3 separate regions of the Homo sapiens genome follow, and all the other regions are linked to region 1. Evidence: chromatin contacts called from ENCODE Hi-C or POLR2A ChIA-PET data. All regions are on one chromosome and are shown on one strand. The core of a region is the stretch at or near the end of the contact, and the rest is flanking DNA. Distances in the headings are between cores, read along the strand shown. Region 1 holds the start of ATXN1-AS1 (ATXN1 antisense RNA 1). Region 2 holds the start of TMEM14C (transmembrane protein 14C). Region 3 holds the start of NEDD9 (neural precursor cell expressed, developmentally down-regulated 9).

Region 1 (4,510 bases), core at 159-2,658:
CCTGAGTCCAGATTTAAGTTCCTCGTCGATTCTCGAGAACTGCCATTTGATGCTCCGGTTGCTTTCTCTGTCTCCTACACTGGTTACCTCATTTCCGATTAAATTAATGATCCGAAATTAGCTGCGAGAGGAGTGCGCGGGTCTCCTTTCCAGGCTAGAGCGGAGTAGTTCCATATCAAAGCCGATTTCCGGACCTGCGTGCGAAGAGAGAAAGAGGGCAGGGTCGGGCGGTCGCCAGCGTTCGCCGGCAGGAAAGGTGAGGGTACCTGTGCAGTCGGGGGACCCCTTGAAACTTTCCGGAGTTGCACGCAGAGGCAATCCCCGCGGCCCCCAGGCCTGGGTTCCGGAACGCCGAAGCGACGCCGGTTTGTGGCTTAACGTGCAGCTGATGATCAGAGTGAGCCCTCTCAGATGCTGCTCCGAGCGCCTGGGACCAAGGACACGTCGGGATTAGAATGGGCCGACCTCCCCTCCCCGCTGGGGTGTTGCATCGGCTCCCAGCTGAAGCCTGACAGCCCTTGGGGGAGTCCCCCAGGTTGCCTGAGTAGCGCCCCGTTGTCGTTCAGTCCCCTCCAACTAGGTGCAGGGACCCAGGGAGGCGCGCGAGGACCGACCCGTCACCGCTCAAATTACCTCATCGCCCAGCTCCCCGCCCCCTTCCCAAACCTGGAAGGAACCTTGCCCTCCGGTCCGCGTCTCCCCTCCCCCGCACCCCATCCCGAGCCACTCTTTGGGAAAGGTGCCCGCCTCCCCGGGCGGCGCGCAGCGAAGGGTTAAGGGCGCGGGCCGGCCGCCGCGCGGTGCGCTCGCCGTGCTCTGTGCGGCTCGCCGGGCCGCCCGCCAGAGGGTGCCCCCCACCCCCATGAAGTCGGATCCTTGAGCTGCGGCGGCGGCAGCCAACTGCTCCATATTTGGCTTCTATTACACATTTACATACTGGAGCGAGCGAGCGAGCGAGCGCGAGAGAGCGCGAGGGAGGGAGGGAGGGCGGGCGGGCGGAGGGAGGAGGGAGGGGAGGGGAGCGGGAGGAGGGGGAGGAGGAGGAGGAGGAGGAGGAGGAGAGAGCAGAGTATACCGCAGACATCATTTCTACTACAGTGGCGGAGCCGTACAGGACCTGTTTCACTGCAGGGGGATCCAAAACAAGCCCCGTGGAGCAGCAGCCAGAGCAACAGCAGCCGCAAGACATTGTTTCTCTCCCTCTGCCCCCCCTTCCCCACGCAACCCCAGATCCATTTACACTTTACAGTAAGTGACTATTTTTTTTTCCTCCTCCGATTCTTTCCCCCCTCCCCCATTCCCTTCTCCCCTTATTTAGATTAAAATCCCTCCTCCCCCGATCTCCCGAGAGGGGCAAAAGCAACAACCAGCAAACAAACCCAAAACCCCAATCGGCTGCACGGAAAACAGCTGGAAGAGGAGCGAAGGAAATCGACGCGTCGTGTTCTGTGTGTGTGCGTGTGTGTGTGTGTGTGTGTGTATGTGTGTACATACAACCGTCCCCGGCTCCAGGCTCCCGGGCCGACACCCCCACTCTGGGCGCAGGGGCGGCCGGCGGGGGGGCTGTCAGGGGCTGGGTGGGCGCCCGCCGGGCTAGGGGGCGCGCCCGGGCGGGGGGCGCGGGCGGGGAGAGCGGCGGCGGCGCCCCGCTCCCCCGGCTGCTGGTCCGGTCGCAAGTGCGGAGAGCCATGTCCTCCTCCCTCCGGGTGGCGCAGGGGGGAGGCGGCGGCTGGGGTTGGGGGGTGGTCCCTTTCCCGGCCGCCCTCTTCCCATTCCTCCTCCCCGGAGAGGGCGGTGAGAGAGAGGGGGTCTCACGGAGGGCTGGACTTCTCCGCGGGTGGTCGCCCGGCCTCGGCGCCCTGGGGCGGGGGTCTCCCCTCGGAGGGCCGGCCTCGCCGGGTGTGCGGCTGCGGGCGGGGAAGGGACTGCTCCTGCAGCCGGGACGGGACTTTGCGCGCGGCCGGGTGCCGGGCGGGGGGCGCAGAGGGGTGGCCTCGGGGACCGCGCGGGGGTAGCGGGTGTGCGGGTGCCTGGAGCGCGGCTGGAGTGGCGGTGACGGCCCTGGCCGCCGCCGCCACCGCCGCCCTGTTGGTGCGGCCGCTTCCTGATCATGTGCAGCGGCAGCCGCCGCCCGGAGCCGGGAGCCCGCGAGCGCCCCAGTCCGGGCCGGCGCCCCCGCCAGCACCCGCGGCAGGAGACGAGGAGCCGCGGCAGGCGCTGCCCTGAGCCGGGAGTGAACGGCTGCGCGGCTGCTGGGAGGGTGAATGAAGCCAGGAGGAGGGGAAGGAGGAGGAGGCGGCGGCCGCCGCGGAGGAGGCGCTGCGGGGATTGGGATGCGCCCTGGAGCCCCACTGCTCGTTCACTCTGGGCCGGGCCGGAGACTCTGCCACTCCCGGGGGCGCCGCCGCCTCCTCCTACGTGGTTCCAGTGCTGCGCGCAGGCCGGTCCCGCAGGGGGCAGGGAAGGGGGCCGGACGGGCGGAGCGAGAGGTGAGGCGGTGTCGGAGCGCGGCGTGAGTGTGAGTGAGTGTGTGAGTGACTGTGTGTGTGTATTTGTGCGCGCGCGCGCCGGGCGGGGGGCGAGGGCCGTCGCGACGCGGAGGGGGCCCTTCCTTGGCTACTTGGCTGACTCTGCAGCGCCCCGACCCCTCTTCAGCCCCCCGCCTTCAGGCTGCCTTCTTAAACTCCGTGGCTTGTGCTTTCATTTTGTTTCAGACCACGTAGGGGGCTGACTGAAAGGGATGAAACAATTCAGGTTTTCTAGGGAGATTGAGCAAGAACCTTAGTGGGGGTGGAAGTAGGGTGGTGATCGAGACTCTGCCAGAAAACAAAACAAAACAAAAAAAAATCCGTTTCTAAGGACGGCGGGGATTCGGTTCGAGCCCGTGGCTGCTCTGTTTTGTTTTGCTTTCTTGGTATATAATCCTACAGATAAAAGGGTAATATAAATATTTGAGAAGAGGGAAATTGCTGAAGAGTAGTAAGGGCAAAAAAAAAAAAAAAAAAAAAAAAAAAACAGTCGGAAGAAGCTGGTTATATAATGCGCGATGTGGCTAACAAGAAAGGCAAGCTATTTTTATTTTGTTTACCGTATGCTGTGCAGTAGGGACTCCTCCAAACTGGTTCTGTCCCCGAAGAGATTCTTAGCTTCCCTGCGAGATCCACAGGATACAATTAGCAAAATTAGAAGACCCTATTACACCCACAGAATAAAAACTAATGCCTTACAGTGGCTTTCTCCCTGCACATCCTGTCGTGCATGCACGGGAATGTGTGTATGCAAATAAGTTCTCCTTTGGCAATCTAGTAGTCACATCTCAATGACATTTGTGTTTTATAATGCAGGCTGTTTTTAATATTTAAACATCATTGTTATATATTGCACACAGCAGTGGGTAGTTACTTGGTTATTTTTAGGCACAGCTAGTTACTTTTTCAACAGTGTTAGCTGAGACATTTCTGTTTGGGTTTTTTAGGAGGCTGCAGTTCCTAGAAGCCCCCCTTAAGCCCACCCTTCGGTTTATTTGATGGGTAAAGGTAGTTTGATACTTGAGCTTTTTTTGGAGTGAAGCTTATGTCTGAGGAAACCACCAGAGAGAAGAGAAAATCCTGCACAGGAACTCTTGGAAAGGGATTGCACCATAACGGCTAGCGCTGTGGCATTTAATCTCCTCTGATTGCCCTCTCACTGTGCATGCATCAGTCAATATTTTAGCAGCTCCGCAAATAAATGGACTTGAATGCCATCTTCTACATAAAGCAGAGGTTGAAGGGCTCCCCTGAACCTCCTGGCTGCCTGTCAGTGGTGTAGGTTTTCGGTGCACTTACTCCAGTCCTGATCACTCATGTAATTAGATCAGGCTGCCATGGCAACAGACAGTGTTCCTCGTCCATTCAGGTGGGTTTGTCTTGTGCCTGAACTACTCCAAGTGTTTTATGCACAGCATTTATGCTGCCCAAGCCAGACGAGAGACTCCACTATTTCAATTGCATCTTCTTTCAGTCATTTGGATGGGAGACACTGAATGAGGCTTCTAGCTACTCAACTTTTATAAAGGAGACCAACAAGCTGTTCTTCCTAGGTGCAGTATGTAAATGCATCTCCCCAGACAGTGAAAGGAGCCTGACAATCCTGCTGGTGTTTATTGTGAACAGATCAACAAGTATTTGGTACTTGTTAGAAACCTTTCAGAGCTCACTAAAGCAACATTTCTTTTGCAGTCTGGTGCCTTTGGCCTTGCAGTCAGTCACTTAACCCTTTCAAGTGTGAAGAGCGTTCATCATTTGGAACCTCCATTGCCCATAGCGATGGCTGGATTTCTAAAGGGTTTACTCAGGGGAATAACTTATTCGGAAAATATATTCCCATTGTCACATTTTAAAACTTGACAGCCATCATAACAAAAACTGGTACTGACAGTAGGCAGACATTCTGAATGTATTCATTCTTAATTTGGATCTATTGGCTGTGATTTGAATGATCTTTGGTAGTAAGTTAAAAGGATTTTTTT
Region 2 (4,510 bases), core at 356-2,855, 6.0 Mb after region 1:
CAGAAGCTCCTGGCTACTCCATACCCATTTACTGCACTCACACTGAGCCAGTGTCCTGCATTTTTCTCTTCTCTGTCCAGACAGGAGACTACCCCAGGCCTGCACCTGCAGAAAACAAGCTGGATCAGAGGTAGTTAAAAGCACAGCTCTCCAGCAGTCAGAAAGAAGTGTGTCCAACCTGCAAGCTACGCAACCTAAGTCTCAGTATTCTTCACTGTACCATGAGGATAACACTGGTACCGATTTCCTGGGGCTGTAGTGAGCATTCAATGGATGTCACATGTAAAGGTGCTTAGCACCTAGTAAACCCTGAACAGATGCTGACCATTGTCATGAAAACCTCAGTTTTAATCACATAGGCCCACGGGAAACTCAGCAAGATCCACTGACCAGCTCTAAAATCAGGGAATGTGTTAGTCATTTCATCAGCTACCCATGTTATCACTAAATTCAAAAGCAAATACTCCCGTGCCCTTAATCCAACTACTTTAATGTCTCTTTTGAGGGGAGGTAGGGGTGTTGCTTTTCATCCCTGCTGCAACAGCCAATTTCAAAGCTCAACTTTTTTAGAAACTTCTGCGTCCAACTCACAGTTCTTGTTAGGAGGGCAGTAGTAGGAGAGGATAAAATATACGGAAACAGTGGTCATATTCACATGTGACACTACACCCTTGGAAAAACAGCTTCTATTTTCTTACAGAAAGTATCCTGTGTCCAGTGAGCCAAAAGATGAAAGCAATGCATACCCCGTTTATTCTGTTTAAAGAATTAGGCCAAGCGCAGTGGCTGACGCCTGTCATCCCAGTACTTTAGGAGGCCGAGGCGGGCGGATCACCTGGGGTTAGGAGTTCAAGACCAGCCTGGCCAACATAGTGAAACCCATTGTCTACTAAAAAATATAAAAAAATTAATCGCGCATGGTGATATGCGACTGTAAATCCCAGCTACTTGGGAGGCTGAAGTGGGAGGATGGCTTGAGCCCAGGAGGCAGAGGCTGCAATGAGACATATTCAGGCAACTGCACTCAAGCATGGGCGACAGAGCAAGTCCCTCCCTCAAGGACAAAAAAAAAAAAAAAAAGAATTAAGTTTCCATAAAACAGGGAAGGGCAGCGGGCTTGGGATCTTGCCCACAGTTCTTAACTCGAGACGGCACCGAGTAAGGGAGGCTTTTAAAGAGATGGAGCAAGAAAATCACCAAGAAACGAGGCAACACTATGCTACATGGGTAAGCCTTTGCCTCAGGAGCCCAGGGGCTCCGCGCATCCACAACTTCTTTTAAAAGCAGAAAATACCCAACGAGAAAAGCACCGACCACACGGCCTGAAGGCCCGCTGAATCGGGGGGACGAAAAGCAGACGGCCGTGAAACTCCTAAATAATCCCTAAAAGTTAAAAGTGGCAGAAAATAAGAATAATCCCCAAATACTCGCACCGGTCTCACGAAGGCCCCGGCTGTCTACAAGGGCGCGCAAGCCGCAGGAATGACTGCGAGGTGTCGCCGGAAATGCAGCGGCGGGCGCTCTCCGTCCCGGTGGCGGGGCGAGGAGAGGGGAGCGGCTCTGTTGTGCCTGCGCAGTGTACCGGGAGAGGGGCGGTCAGAGAATGGGGACGGTGCGGGCGGGGCTTGAGCCGCCAAGTAGCAGCATGCGCCCTGCATTCAGCGGGTGGAGAGTGGGGCGGGGCATCGCGGCGAGCTCCTGAGTCCAGGGAACGCGGCGGGGAATCTCTGTGCTTCCCCTGTCCGCAGCGCCTGCAGGGCCGACCAGTATCAGTCCCAGGTCCAATCCTGAGTGGCCAAAAGCAGGAGACCCGGAGTTGGACCTGGGACTTGCACAAGCCGGACCACGTGAGCTCGGCCACGCCAGAGGTGAGGCCACCGCTGCGGGACCAGGGAATCTGAGGCTGGATTTTGAAGGACCCCATTAATAGAGGAACAAGTTACAGGGTATAAACCAGATGCAGGCCATCAGGGAGGAGTGTCACTCAAGCCCGATCTTGTCTACACCAGGAAGGGCCTGCCTGGAAGAAAATACGGGGGCTGCAGAATAATGTGGCTCAAAGCCAAATATCCGTTTGTTTTAGGGAGTGAGGCTGCTTGAGAAGCATCTTAAAGGGGGATGGGGAGTAAGTTAAACCTGATTTTTACCCAGCTCTGTGGACCCAAAATATCCACAGCATATTATCTCCATTCCCACTTGGAGTCACTCCTATTCCGTTTCCTGCACCACCATTCTCTTAGTTGCTCTACACTAAAATTTGCTGTCATCGTTGACTTCTCCCTCTCCATCCCCTACAAGTATCAACATACACAAATCTGACCAATATAATTGTCAGTGAATAAAGCGAATTCCAGCCAAGTTTTTTTTTTTTTTATGTGGAGTCTCACTCTATTGCCCAGGCTGGAGTGCAGCGTATGATCTTGTCTCACCACTACCTCTGACTCCCATGTTCAACTGATTCTCCTGCCTCAGCTGCCTGAGTAGCTGGGATTATAGGCCTGTACCACCACCCCTGGCTGCCAGGCTAATTTTTGTTATTTTTAGTGGAGATAGTGAGAGATCACAACGTGCCAGTGTGTTCAAAATTGATGGCTTCTTGGTCTGACTTGAGAAAGCTGCAGACCCTCGCGATGAGTGTTAGTTCTTAAAAGCAGTGTCTCTAGAGTTTTTCTTCCGATGTTTAGAAGTATTCAGGGAGTTTTTCTGCTGGTGGGTTTGCTGTCTCACTGGCTCAACGAGCAAAGCTACAGACCTCTGTGGTGGATGTTAAAGCTCTTAAGGCAGTGTGTCTGGAATTGTTTGTTCTTCCCGGTGGGATCGTGGTCTCCCTAGCTTTGGACTGGCTCAAGGAGCAAAGCTACAGACTTCTATAACGAATGTTAAAGCTCTTAAGGCAGTGCGTCTGGAATATGTTTGTTCTTTCCGGTGGGATCGTGGTCTTCGTAGCTTTGGGAGCAAAACTGCAAATCTTCGCAGTGAGCGTTACCACTTGTAAAGACAACACAGGACCTAAGCACCGAGCAACAGCAATATTTGTTGCAAAAAGAAAAAGAGAAAGAACAAAGCCTCCTCCACATAGAAGAAAACCCAAGTGCGTTACAACTACTGGCTTGGGCAGCCTGCTTTTATTCTCTTATCTGGCCCCACCCACATCCTGCTGATTGGTAGAGCCGAGTGGTCTGTTTTGACAGGGTGCTGATTGGTGCGTTTACAATCCCTGAGCTAGATACAAAAGTTCTCCACGTCCCCACCAGATTAGCTATAGAGTGTCCACACAAAGGTTCTCCAAGGTCCTGCCAGAGTAGCTAGATACAGAGTGTGGATTGGTGCATTCACAAACCCTGAGCTAGACACACGGTGCTGACTGGTGTGTTTACAAACCTTGAGCTAGATACAGAGTGCCGATTGGTGTATTTACAATCCCTAAGCTAGACATAAAGGTTCTCCACGGTCCCCACCAGAGTAGCTAGATACAGTGTCCATTGGTGCATTCACAAACCCTGAGCCAGACACAGGGGGCTGATTGGTGTGTTTACAAACCTTGAGCTAGATATAGAGTGCCAATTGGTGTATTTACAATCCCTGAGCTAAACATAAAGGTTCTCCACCTCCCCACCAGACTTAACCCAGCTGGCTTCACCCAGTGGATCCCACACCAGGGCTGCAGGTGGAGCTGCCTTCCAGTCCTGCGCCCTGCGCCCACACTTCTCAGCTCTTGGGTGGTTGATGGGACTGGGCCCTGTGGAGCAGGGGGTGGTGCTCATCAGGGAGGCTCGGGCCCTACAGGAGCCCACGGAGGTGGTGGGAGGCTCAGGCATGGCGGGCTGCAGGTTCCGAGCCCTGCCCCGTCGGAAGGCAGCTAAGGCCCCGCGAGAAATCCAACGCAGCGCCGGTGGGCTGGCACTGCTGGGGGACCCAGTACACCCTCTGCAGCCGCTGGCCTGGGTGCCAAGCCCCTCATTGCCCAGGGCCGGCCGGCCGGCTGCTCCGAGTGCGGGGCCCGCCAAGCCCACGCCCACCCGGAACTCCAACTGGCGCGGAAGCGCCGCGCGCAGCCCTGGTTTCCGCTCGCGCCTCTTCCTCCACACCTCCCTGCAAGCTGAGGGAGCCAGCTCTGGCCTTGGCCAGCCCAGAAAGGGGTTCCCACAGTGCAGCGGTGGGCTAAAGGGCTCAAGTGCCTCCAAAGTGGGAGCCCAGGAAGAGGAGGCGCCGAGAGCGAGGGCTCTGAGGACTGCCAGCACGTCGTCACCTCTCACTAGCAGCCTTCGCTTGCTCTCGGTGCCTCCTTAGCATCGGCCAGGCTCGAGGAGCCCTTCAGCCCGCCGCTGCGCTGTGCGGGGCCCTCCCTGGGGCTGGCCGAGACCGGAGCCGGCTCCATCTGCTCGTGGGGAGGCGTGGAGGGAGAGGCGCAGGCGGGGACTGGGGCTGCGCTGCCCCGGGTTCCAGGTGGGCGCAGGCTCGGTGGGCCCCGCACTTGGCGCGACCTGCCGGCCCCTGCTGGGCTTGATCG
Region 3 (4,510 bases), core at 1,357-3,856, 5.5 Mb after region 1:
TAATACAATAATTAAATAATAATCTATAGAATATAGCAATAATGTCATAAAATATTAACAAAATATCATAAATCTGATATTAATTAAAATAATAACTAATAACAACAGTAATAAGAACAAGCAACCATTTAAGGTCTTACAATGTAACAAGTACTATTAAATTCTATCCACATTATCTTATTTAATCCTCATTATGAGGCTAGCAGGTATTATTATTTTCTCTATTTCATACTGAAGGACATCAAAATTAAGAAGTTCAACTGGCCAGGCACAGTGGCCCACGCCTGTAATCCCAGCACTTTGGGAGACTGAAGCAGGTAGATCACCTGAGGTCAGGAGTTCGAGACCAGCCTGGCCAATCTGGTGAAACCCCGTCTCTACTAAAAATACAAAAAATTAGCCAGGTATGGTGGCAGACACATGTAATCCCAGCTACTCGGGAGGCTGAGGGAATTGCTTGAACCAGAGATGCGGGGATTGCAGTGAGCCGATATTGCACCACTGCACTCCAGCCTGGGCAACAAGAATGAAACTTTGTCTCAAAAAAAAAAAAAAAAAAAATTAAAAATGTTTTGAGGTTCCAGCACAGGTTTACCTGATTCCAACACCCTTGTGCTTTCCTTTAGGCAGCTAACTATATACTGACCCAAGCCTTCTTGAAATGAACTTCGGGTAGATTACATGTGTCTTACTTACCTTACAGGACAGAAACAGGAAAGCAGGAGGGCCACTAGCTAGAGAATGAAATTACAAAAAAACCCCAGCACAAACTTTAGGAAACTGTTTGAAAACATTAAAATAGGATGGGACAGCACTCACTTACTCAATGATATTCATCAAACAAAACAGAAAAAGGATTCAGCTTGACCACTTAGGAAGCCAAAGGAATGTTATCTAGATCTCTTGGAGGCCGCAAGACTCATCTTACAGATGGGAAGGGCTTTGAATCATTGTCCTCCTTTATCCAGGTAGACACCAAAAACAATTTCCTGCAAACTAACGACTCTCCGGTCAGTCTGCAGGATTCTTAAGGAGATCGTTACAATGCAATATGCTGCGTGCTTAATTTGTGTTCAGAAAGGCCTTGCACAATCACTCAGGCTTATTTTTGCTCTAAGGACAAATGAGGAGAAGCAAGGCCTAATACAGGCTGGAACAGGTATGTCAACCTCATTAGGATGGCCTGGGGGGTCATGTCCCTGGAATCAGTGCCACACTGAACTGCAAACTAACCTGCCAACCCTGTATCTGGAAACCACTTTTGTAGGACAGCTGTTCTCTCATTCCTTTTGCTTAGATCATAAAAGTAGAGTTTTCATCCATTGGGAATTTGTGTGTTAGACGCGAAGGGAATCAGATTCTGATCCAACTTGGTCAGGAAAAAAAAAAATAAGGGCTGATTTTTCCATCCAAGTCATGTAGTCTGGTTGGAGTGCATCCCACTCAGGGACAGCTATTGTCTGGATTCACCGAGTCTCAGTCTTGCCCGGGAAAAAGGAATTTTTCGCCTCACTGCTCTGTCCGTGAGAAGAGTTGCAGAAGGTGACCATTTCTGTTTTCTGGGTGATTCTCTTTCTCTATAGAAATCCTAAAATGGAACCTTTATAGAAATTATGTTCTGTGCTTCGCTGGAGAGAGACTGGTCTTTTTAACCAGGCTCATCAAACAGTGGGCATTTTCGTTCTCCTGGATAATAAGTGTTGGTGGGTTAATGGGTCATCCTCAGGACAGAGGTCAGAAGGAAAAACACTGCAGTGTTCAAAGCTGGAGCTAGAAATGCCAGCCGTCAAAGAACACAGAACTCAGTGGACGGTGATGATGTATAGGGCGTGCACTGGCCAACCCCATCCGAGAGGTCACATCTAACCTTTATCCTCAGCAAAGCCACTGAAGGTCGCTCAATATGTGTGACCCGCAACTCTGAGGCCCTGGTGAGAAGCTGTCCAGGAAAACGCTGGTGCGTGTGCTAGAGGGTTCCTTTTCACTAAGGGAGAATTGTCTTCCAGCTCCTTGCAGACTGACATCGCAAAGTACTTTGAACGTTGAAAAGAACAAAAAAAGCAAACAGTCACACACACACAAAAAGTAGGCGGGAGGAGGGGGAAAGAAAAAGGGACAGAGAGAGAGAGAGGTATCAGCAGGGGTGGTTAGTAAAAAGGGGCCCGGAGACAGAAAACCTTTTGTTCCCGGAGTTCGTTTCATGTAGAGATTGTGAGGTGAATGGCTTTGAAACGAAATGGGTTTATGAAGGAGTTGCTAGGTCACAGGAAGCGCGACTGTCAGACTGCTTTTGTGAATTCAGTTTCTTTAAAATTTGGGTTAATCTTAAAAAGAATGTATCTCCTTTTCCTGTTCTTTCTCTTTCTGTCTTCTTTTTTGGCGGGGGCGGGAGGACAGAGTAAGGTTCAGGACGGTTCCCCACTTTCTGTTTTATTTTCCACCGTCTGATAAAGCAAAAAGAAGCGATCACATTACAAGTTCTTTGTCAGTTTTTCAGAATTAGGGGTGGGCAGGGCCTGAGCATTACCTTGTCCCACTAGCCAATGGCGGGGCGGCATGCAAATGAGGTCCGCGATCAGCCTGCCTCAGTCACAACAGTGAGCTCAGAGACTTGAGGGAGGCGCTGCGACTGACAAGCGGCTCTGCCCGGGACCTTCTCGCTTTCATCTAGCGCTGCACTCAATGGAGGGGCGGGCACCGCAGTGCTTAATGCTGTCTTAACTAGTGTAGGAAAACGGCTCAACCCACCGCTGCCGAAATGAAGTATAAGGTAAGAGAGTGCCTTTTACAGGTTACCTTGCAAGCTGAAAGCTGTGCCTGCGGGTGTGTGCTTGTGTATGCGTGTTCCTTACTGTCAGTCCCTTGTGTGTCCCGGAGAGTTCTAAGATGAGTCTCGGTCACTGAGGTTGACATGCAAGCAGACAAGCAAGCAGAGACCCGGTCTTTGAGACCCACTCCAGGGGTTCACAGTACACCCGAGTCCATCTGCTCTGAAAGTTGCCGGGGAAATACCTCGGTGAGAAGTTAAGACTTGGAGCCGCTTCACAGCAGCCACTGGAGATCAGAGGGTGTCTGACTTGAATCGCGGCAGGCATTGGCTCAAGTCTCCTTGGCTTCCCCAGGCCTGGCTTCCACTGCCCTGGGGAACTGTAATGAGAGGAATGAGGACTGCATAGTCTGTCTCAGACTGGCTCTTAGTGCAAAGTTTTCCAGACTTTGCTTTAATCGTTTGGTCTCGGAAGGAGTATGCCATATGCACTTTTGGTGGGAGAAATTAAAAGCCCAGATTACACAGCTGAGGATGGAAAATTTTGACATCCTTATGTTATATTGGATGTAGGAATAAATAAGTATGAGCCATTTCTTGAAAACATTTTTATTGGAGTTTGAATGGGGTGAGAGTGCGAAGGCTCAGGCTGGCTCATTGTGCCTGAAAGCTTACAGAGTGTCATAGTCATAGTACTTCAGCAGCATTATTTTCCAATGCATTTTACACCATTGTTTGTGGATTTTTCTTGCCAAAAGGATTTTTGACTTGCTCCGTATATTCCCCCCTCCCCTTTTTCTTTTAAGTCACTCCCATCTAAGGAGGCAAGCAGCTTCCAGGGGACACAAAGAAAGCAGACTGCAATGAATTGGACATGAATTTTTCTTGAATGATGAATAGACATGAGTGCTAGTGCTACTATTTTATTTTATGCTATTTTAAACAAAAGTGTTATTATTAAGATGGATTTGGGCAAGGGTGCTAGGCTTGTGGATTGACAATTTATATTAACTGTACACTAGCTGGAAGCTACTTCGCTTTTTTTCTAAATTTTTCTGGTCCATCCTTTTTTGATGTAAGGTTGTAAATACTTGGTCTAACTGATAGCCACTGACTAGCCTCAGTAATAAAGCTTTTGTTCAAAAACTATGAATCTTATTCAAAAGCTTTAAGTCTAAATGTCAAAAGTCTTTATAGTAATGCCTACGTTACCACTGTCTGAAGACACAGGTATCAGCTATTTCTGTTTCATCAGCTTTCTATTATCTTCATCAGTAGGGAAGATCAGAGGAAAGGGTCATCCTGAAGACTATTAATATTTGACTTTAGGATGCAACCAGAAACAAATCCCTCTACTTGGCAGGAAAGTTATCTTCCTTAAAGTGGCTCACCCCATATTTCCTTATTTAGAACAATGATAGGACCAGATATTACTCAGCCTGGAGTGACTTTTTTGCTCCTCCTTTCCCTGTTGTTGAATAAGAACTGGCTTGCAGAAAAAAGAGAAAGTATGTTCATATGTCTATTATTGGAAAGTATAAATGGCTGAAATTAACATTGAGTGCTATAATCTAGAAAGTGACGAAAGCGACAAAGTCTCAAGTCACTTTTATTCAATGATCTCATCGTGGTTAGCTTTACTCTTTATGGAAAGAAAATCTAAAGGCAACTGATAAAGTGACTGACAGCGTAAACTGCGATTGGCATTCATGGAGAAACCTGCTTCTCCACTGGGCCTTACTG

Evidence for each region. Hi-C counts contacts between places; a loop is a spot of excess contacts on that map. ChIA-PET counts read pairs that join two places held with the same protein, here RNA polymerase II (POLR2A). Pooled maps may share reads with other maps.
Region 2: a loop to region 1 is called in a map of CD8-positive, alpha-beta T cell, with 23 times the contacts of the local background. The contact joins the promoter of TMEM14C here to the promoter of ATXN1-AS1 in region 1. A Hi-C loop is called at or near these places in 3 of 168 maps with a recorded cell type or tissue (CD8-positive, alpha-beta T cell and naive thymus-derived CD4-positive, alpha-beta T cell) and 7 of 50 pooled maps.
Region 3: a loop to region 1 is called in a map of naive thymus-derived CD4-positive, alpha-beta T cell, with 7 times the contacts of the local background. The contact joins the promoter of NEDD9 here to the promoter of ATXN1-AS1 in region 1. A Hi-C loop is called at or near these places in 1 of 168 maps with a recorded cell type or tissue (naive thymus-derived CD4-positive, alpha-beta T cell) and 6 of 50 pooled maps. POLR2A ChIA-PET finds 5 or more read pairs at or near these places in 1 of 52 experiments (T-cell).

Annotation. Positions count from the first base shown.
Region 1 is chr6:16,758,036-16,762,545 of GRCh38, reverse strand. It overlaps ATXN1-AS1 (ATXN1 antisense RNA 1), which reads right to left and starts at 1,408. Exons shown (of 3, transcript NR_136240.1): 1 at 1,380-1,408; 2 at 267-427; 3 at 1-194. ATXN1 (ataxin 1) reads left to right here and starts at 1,086. Exons shown (of 8, transcript NM_001128164.2): 1 at 1,086-1,248. RefSeq lists an enhancer at 1-632 and silencers at 633-952, 770-985, 993-1,152, 1,629-1,758, 1,829-2,308 and 1 more.
Region 2 is chr6:10,720,165-10,724,674 of GRCh38, reverse strand. It overlaps TMEM14C (transmembrane protein 14C), which reads right to left and starts at 1,605. Exons shown (of 6, transcript NM_016462.4): 1 at 1,434-1,605; 2 at 42-105. The coding sequence starts at 61. RefSeq lists an enhancer at 709-1,605 and silencers at 1,545-1,674, 3,919-4,058, 4,389-4,510.
Region 3 is chr6:11,230,764-11,235,273 of GRCh38, reverse strand. NEDD9 (neural precursor cell expressed, developmentally down-regulated 9) reads left to right here and starts at 2,606. Exons shown (of 7, transcript NM_006403.4): 1 at 2,606-2,770. The coding sequence starts at 2,759. RefSeq lists silencers at 2,519-2,568, 3,049-3,098.